3 separate regions of the Mus musculus genome follow, and all the other regions are linked to region 2. A link is a loop called in an ENCODE intact Hi-C map of the cell type or tissue named here. Cell type or tissue: left cerebral cortex. All regions are shown on one strand. Region 1 has its middle 11 kb from the start of Gm32735. Region 2 has its middle 54 kb from the start of Gm32735. Region 3 holds the start of Gm32735 (a long non-coding RNA gene).

Region 1 (2,500 bases), 44 kb before region 2:
CTCTTTCTGCCCTCATATCTGTATCGTTTCGAATGTTGTAAGCTTTCTCTGGCAGCCGAATGTTCCATTCTCCTTAATGTATTAAAGGGTTTCATAAACAGGGAACCAGGAAAAGTAATTGGAAGGAGAAACGTGTAGCTAAACGACTAGCTACAATTCAGAGGAGGGGGCCAGAGAGGCAGCGTACAGTAAGGCTTGGTGACACTGTACAGATGACTCTTACTTCTTAGTCCCTACAGTGAATTTATAGGATGTGTGTAGGTGCCTATGAAAGCAAGGCATCTGGCTAGCACAGTCATCCAGTCAATTAACACGGGCTTCTTTCCACGTTTGTTCTCTGAGGCACACATGAATTATACAGGATATGGTTTGGGGCAGAGAGCGGTGCCTTTTGCCTTTCCAAATGTATTATATGTTCAGTTCCAAAACTCATGTAGTCTTCTGTCATGCTGTGGTTTGGACACATCTGAAACCCTTTCTAGGTGTGTGTGTGTGTGTGTTTGTGTGTGTGTGTGTGTGTGTGTAAGTGCTAAGGTTCTAACCCAGGTCTTGGCTATGTTAGTCTAGTGCTCTGTCATGGAGCTCCTCCATCCCCGATTCAACAATGCATTTCAGGAGACAATGGACCCACTGGTAACAAATGCAGTTATTGACCACGTTTAGCCAGACAAACCTGGAATGTGAGGAAGAGGTTCTTCCTTCTTCTTGCATGTTCTAAAGACCAGGAGATAGTAATTTGAGACTAGCGCTGGTCCTGCCTGCTTTGAATTCACTTGCTATGGGGAGTTGTTATGTTTATTACTCCTAGCTTTTCAATTTGACAATATAGCTGTATGAATATACTCTATAACAATGAATTTTCCATATATTTTACAAATGAACAAAAGAACGAATGAACACATATCCAATTTAGTTTGAACATAATAGATTACATATTGAGTAAGAGAGCAAATTAAGACTTTGAAGGAGGCAATATGTTCTAAAACCTTGGAAACTGAATTGAATTTCAAAAATGCCGTTTTTAAACAAAAGTTTTCTCAATAATTTACTACTTATGTTTATATTATGTGAAGGACCTTAACATAACACATGAGCCCCCTCTTCTGAACTCTGAACTGTAGCTAGTTGTTTAGCTACCATGTTTCTCCTACCAATTAGTTTTCCTGGTTCTTTGTTTATGAAACCCTTTAATACTTTACAGAGAATGTAGCCGTAAAAATTTGAACGCTTTTGCCCCAAATCAATCAATGTACCAAATATCTTGGATCGCATATCCTAAAGTTTGTCTTGTGAAACATGTCATGTATGCAAAAGGGGTAGTGAAACGAACACACCATTTCATGGCATTCATTACAGAAATTTTATAATTATACTTGAAAGTTCAGTGGTGGAATTTTTATTGAACAAGGCTCTAATTGAAACCAGGAATAAATGATGCTATTAATGTATATCCAAGTCTTTGGAAAGAATGACACGACACAGATCTTCATGTATCCCTATCTCTGTGAGTCTGCATTTTGCTTTGCTGTTGGGGTGTCGGAAAACTGCTTGGTGAGGTGAAACACAGAGGCGCAAGGCTATGTTCCTTTCTCGCCAATGGAGTGGTGGCCTTGTGGGACTCTGACATGCCTGCCCTTCAAGGGAGGCTAAACACAGGCTAGTAGAGAGGGTTCCAGACTGCTTTTCTTCAGCAAAGAAACACGAGAAGGGGCATGGACTGGGATAGATGCTGTGGTTCTCAAACTCTTGGGGGACCCAAATGCGGCTGGGAATTGCAAAGTGTTGAGAACAAGGGTCCTCAGGCCTGAGATAAGCCTGGTGCAGGGTTAGAATTTGGCTTTAGCTGAGGGTGTGTGGCAGGAATGTGGAAGGGCCTTCTGCACCTCTGGCTCTGCGTGACAAAGGCCTCCCCCTCTGGTGGACCTTGATTAGAGAGACAGTCCTTGCTTGTCCAAACTTTATTCGTGGCAGAAAAAGATGCATATGACTTACTCAGGGTGAACAAGAGATTAAATACCTTTTGCAGGAAGAGATGCCCCAGATTGGAAACTTATTGGCTAAACCCTCAGGGCTCATCTAGATACCTCATTAACAGGGGGAACTCTGGGTTTCTGTGCTAAAGGGGCAAGTTGTCATGGTCCTCTTAGTGGGGTGTTGCTGTTACGTGTTCCAGGACAGGAATCTGGTCGGGAGTAGATTTAAATGTTCTCAATTATAAGAATTGCCAGGGTTCCTTAATCTGCTCGACCTTGCCAGTTTTTCTGTTGGCGACATGGTTCAACTTGCCCCACAATCCCTGATGATGAAGTACCTTCAATCTAGAGGCCACACTATACTCTCCCTTCAGACATCCCACCACACACCCTCTTCCTTTTGCTGTTGTTTATATTTTTATTATTACTTGTATCTCTCTGAGTGCGCACCTGTGAATAACTAGCAAAGGAGGCATTGCTTGGCATCTTCTAAATCATTTACAGTAATGTTCCTGGCTGAAAGAATA
Region 2 (2,500 bases):
AAAATCTGTTTATTAAGGCAAAACATTCCCGATAAAACAGAGAAAAACAGTGCTCAAGCCTGTGTGCACAGCATACATGCACATAGACACATATGTGTGCCTGTGTGTGCACACGAGTATGCACACACTCATGCACACTCGCACACATGTGCGTGTGTAGGTCAATGGTACAGCTTGGGTGCCATTTCTCAAGAGCTGTCTTTCTTATTTTCTAGGCAACAGACTAGCTACACTAATTAAGCTAAGTGAAGCCCCAGAGATCCTCCAGTCTCTGTCTCCCCAGAACTGGCACAACACTTGGTTTTATTTTATTTTTAAAATAGGTACCAGGTATTGACCTCAGGTCCTTATGTTTGCAGAGAAAATACATTACTGACTGAGCTGTCACTCCAGCTCTGTGCCACCATATAAGTTTGATTGGCTGAATTCAGAGACTCCCTACTCTGTATGAATTGTGAGTTTCCATTCACCCTGGCCAGATGAGCAGTATTAGGCCATGTGGATGACTGATAGCATAACCATCACGAGAAAATCACATGCTCCGTTATCAAAGCACTTATGTACTCTGTCCCATGTCGATTCTGACTTGCTTTGGCCAATGGGACATCACAGTTGTGGCCAGATTGGGATATATCAAACATCTGTTGCAATAGTGGAATGTTAGTTTAACTATTGCCATGTTGTGTGTGTGTGTGTGAGAGAGAGAGAGAGAGGGAGAGAGAGAGAGAGAGAGAGAGAGAGAGAGAGAGAGAGAGAGAGGAGAGGAGAGAGAGAGGAGAGGAGAGGAGAGAGGAGAGAGAGAGAGGAGAGGAGAGAGGAGAGAGAGAGACACACACACACACAGAGAGAGAGAGAGAGAGAGAGAGAGAGAGAGAGAGAGAGAGAGAGAGAGAGAGGAAAGAGAGGAGAGAAAAACATTTATTAAAGGGAACCATCTCTGTCTTCATACCTATCAGATTTCTAAACTTCTTGAAGATTCTGGCATAGATGCTTGCTTCTTGTTAGATACAAAGCATTAGAAGCAATTTTAATCAAGTTCTTCTCGATGCTTCCCTAATTACCTTGCTATTATAACGTTGATAATTTCTTAGGAAGAAATCACTCAACGTGAAGCAAAATACTCCTTGCCAAATGCCCCATTTGAGTCACCAGGTTAGACAGCAGTTTTATTTCCAGAGAATGGGGACAGCGGGGAATGGAAAGGAAAAAGGTGTGGTCGCTTGTCTGTCATATGCTCCTGGGGTGTAATGATGCCTGCCATTGCATTGAAGGGGAACATGAGAGGTCTGGTTTCTAAGTGATTAGCTTAAGCACTCTTCATTTCTGAGCACAAAATAAATTCTATATTACAAGTTTCTATCTTCCCCCTTTCCTGTCATGTTCCACCTCCAGCCTGCCTCACCGCCCCCACCATATGCTCTGTAGAAAGCAGGACCCAGTAAGCCTGATTGAAGTTGAGGGGGAGGGGGTTGTTCAATAGACCTTTCAATGAGCTGGGGTTAAACAACTGTAGTTTTATTTCTAAATCGGTGTTTCTGAAAGTGTGGTCTGCAGGCCAGTGCTTTAACAGGGTAAATAGCACCCAGGGGCAATGCAGGGCTTTGTCCTTGCTCTCTTAAGACCATGCTAGAATTCTCCTGGGAAATAAATAAATACATAGCGAAAGAGATTCCTGTGTTTCTGGGATAACAAATTTGGAGATAAGTAGATTAATAAGTCTAGGTCTCCGGGAACCTTCTGAGCAGCTCAGCATTCGTGCTACCTTCTTTCTGCAGATTAACACCAGGACAACTTAGTGAAGTTGCTTCTGGAAACAGGAATTCTTGGACATTTTCTGATCAAAAGGTGCAGGGGGGGGGTTAATCATGTGTCTTAATAAACTTATCTCTGCATCCCGACTATCCATTGCTAAATAGGAGCATCTTTCTTGTTGAGTTATTCCATCAGAACAAGGCAAACGAAATTGCTTTTAGGGTAATATGAAGAACGAATCTTGAGAACTGAAGACGTTCAGTGCTGCAATTACATTAGTCTGCTCGCCAGGCAATACTTTAGTGGTGACTTGGTATATGAAGGCTTCCAAGTGGGCTAGGTATTAATTATAAACATGGCTTTGGACACTGGGTTTTAGCCAAGCAATTAACATTAGTTGATACAAGCTGAGGTATAGATGGTTCTCTATTGTCTGGTTTTGTTTTAAACTGGCCATGTATGCTGTCTAGTGGAATAAGAGTTTTTCTTTTTGTTTTTGTATTGCCAAGTTCTGAACTGTATGTGTATGCATGGCAGACGTGCATGTGAATTAAAGGTGGAGAACAGGTTCATGTGAACTAAGAGGAGAAGACATGATGTCCTATGTTTTTTCAGCATCTTCCTCGAGAGCATGCAGCTGTGAGGACCGCTCTTTGGGTCACCATCTGAGCCTGTGTTGTAGAACATGTAGCAAGTAAAACATTACGATGGAACTGGGGTGCAGCGAACTTTGTGGCTATGAATCTTC
Region 3 (2,500 bases), 54 kb before region 2:
TTTTAGCTTCTGGAAAAACAAGGGAAACAAACACCATTTCCTCACCCCCCTTCCCGCCCCCACTCCACCATGCCGTCCTCCCCTGGTATGGAAATAAATAAAGATCTTGAGGTGGTATGGGGGTGCGTTTTAAGGTGGTTTTCCACTCGTAGGGAGGAGGGAAGGGAGTTGGCTACGGTACAGAGGTGGGGGTGCGGAGACTCATTACGATTGTAGGCATTGGAAGCTTTTGTTCTCTTCAGCTGGGCTGTGGAGGCGCGGCTCTGCTCCCAGCTGTGCAGAAGCTGACAAACATCTAAGTAAAGTCTCTGAGACTGGCACTACCCCAGGAGGGGACAGTTGGACATGGAAGTAGAATCACAGGTTTGGAGTGATCAGGGATGAGTTAACAGAGCTCCTCATGTTAATACCCGCAGAGACGTCTTTCTGGGCACAGCTGCAGAAAGAGTGAGGCTGAGAGATTGGGCTGAGAGCTCTTTCATCGTTGTCAACCTTCTGTCTGCCTGCAGAGTCTGGCTGGAGCATGTTTGTGGCAGCTGCTTCAGCAGGTGGCCTCTTGAGGTAGCATCGAAGGCACAGGAGAGCTGGAAAAAAAAAGAGTGAAGACTTGGAGGGGCTGGGTATCATCTACTCTGCCACCTACCTCTCCTCAGTCACACAAGCACCTGCGAGGTTTGTTCGGCTGTGAGGGTGCCCGCAGACATCTAGTGTTGGGATTTTGGTGAGAGTGCTCCAGACAGTCGCCTACAAAAGAGCTTCTAAGCACTCAGTGAGCTATCTACTTAAGAGCTGCGTTTCTTCTGTGAGAAACGAGAAGTGTCGGGAAAAAGACTATGTGAAGAACTCACCACAGATGGGGCACCTTAACAGAGATGGGCATGTAATTGCAACTATGTACGGTGGAGGCAGGAGGATCTGAAGTTTGAGGTCAACCTGAGCACGCACAGGCACACACTCACATGGATGCATGCACACACGCCCTCCTCCGCCAGACCTACTTAAAGCACTCCTCTGTATCCTGCAGCAGCAGCAGCAGCACAACTTTGTAACAACAGGTTTCCTGGCTAGCAGGTTGAGCATACTTCTTCTTCTTCTTCTTCTTCTTTTTTTTTAAATTAGGTATTTTCTTCATTTACATTTCAAGTCCCTCATATCCCCCCCCCCACCATCCTCCTCCCCCGCCCACTCTCACTTCTTGGCCCTGGCGTTCCCCTGTACTGAGGCATGTAAAGTTTGCATGACCAATGGGCCTCTCTTTCCACTGATGGCCGACTAGGCCATCTTCTGATACATATGCAGCTAGAGTCAAGAACTCCGGGGGGTACTGGTTAGTTCATATTGTTGTTCAACCTACAGGGTTGCAGATCCCTTTAGCTCTTTGGGTAATTTCTCTAGCTCCTCCATTGGGGGCCCTGTGTTCCACCCAATAGCTGACTGTGATCATCCACTTCTGTGTTTGCTAGGCCCCGGCATAGTCTCACAAGAGACAGCTATATCAGGGTCCTTTCAGCAAAATCTTGCTAGTGTATGCAATGGTGTCAGCGTTTGGAGGCTGATTATGGGATGGATCCCCGGGTATGGCAGTCTCTAGATGGTCCATCCTTTCATCTCTGCTCCAAACTTTGTCTCTGTAACTCCTTCGGTGTTTTGTTCCCAATTCTAAGAAGGGGCAAAGTGTCCACACTTTGGTCTTTGTGCTTCTTAAGTTTCATGTACTTCTGCTTCTAAACACACACACACACACACACACACACACACACACACACACACACACACACACACACACACACACACACAGACATACAAACCCCTTAGAGGTCATTGTAGAACACTCTCACCCTGACTATGTGATCTACAAACCTTTACGTCTGTGGTTCTCAACCTTCCTAACACTTCAACCCTTTAATACAGCACCTCATGTCCTGGTGACCTCCAGCCGTACAATTATTTTCATTTTCATGCCATAACTGTAGTTTTGCTCCTGTTGTGAATCATAATGTAAACATCTGATATGTAACTCCCTTGAAAGGGTCGTTCGACACCCCTTCCCCCAAAGGGGTTGCTACCCACAGGTTGAAAACTACTGCTTTCTGGCTTTCAAGAAAATTTCCATCTATTGGAGGCTCTGGATTCAGGCTGAAACTTTTGCCTGAAGGTGGTTTGTAGATAGAATGGTAAACTAAGCTGTGTGGACCACCTCCATCTTTGGGTAGCACCAGCAGTTTGAACTTTCTCCCAGGTGCTGCCTCATTCCCCTGAGACAGCCACGTTTGCCATCCATGGTGGGGTTCACATCCTAGTTTAGGAAAATGCCAATTTCAGCTGATGCCTGTGACTCTGTGCCCCATCCCTGGGCAGTTCCACTAGCCCTGCCTGGCTGTAGCTCCCTCCTCGGTTTAGTGCAGAGAGCTGGCACCTTGCCCATTCTCCAGTGATAAGCCGCACTGTTCCGAATGCTTGTTTTGCATTTGTCATTATCTTTTGTATGCAAGGAGGCTTA

What was found. A loop is a pair of places that touch in the nucleus more often than their neighbours do. Peaks named below come from ENCODE experiments on the same cell type or tissue, not always from the same donor. Only the 100,000 strongest peaks of a DNase experiment are listed, where the experiment ranks them.
Region 1: a loop joins it to region 2, with 2.0 times the contacts of the local background. A loop is called at or near these places in 2 of 42 quality-filtered maps.
Region 3: it touches region 2 in a loop (2.1-fold over the local background); 2 of 42 quality-filtered maps call a loop at or near these places.

The regions. Positions count from the first base shown.
Region 1 is chr8:30,903,639-30,906,138 of GRCm38, reverse strand. No RefSeq gene overlaps it. Among named protein-coding and RNA genes, the nearest start is that of Gm32735, 11 kb to the left of the region's middle. In left cerebral cortex, no CTCF peak of the experiment used is centred here; no DNase peak of the experiment used is centred here.
Region 2 is chr8:30,859,946-30,862,445 of GRCm38, reverse strand. No RefSeq gene overlaps it. Among named protein-coding and RNA genes, the nearest start is that of Gm32735, 54 kb to the left of the region's middle. In left cerebral cortex, no CTCF peak of the experiment used is centred here; a DNase peak (open chromatin) is centred at 1,476.
Region 3 is chr8:30,913,785-30,916,284 of GRCm38, reverse strand. It overlaps Gm32735 (a long non-coding RNA gene), which reads right to left and starts at 788. Exons shown (of 2, transcript XR_378851.2): 1 at 666-788; 2 at 1-584. In left cerebral cortex, no CTCF peak of the experiment used is centred here; DNase peaks (open chromatin) are centred at 379, 680 and 940; H3K4me3 peaks cover 821 bases; H3K27ac peaks cover 764 bases.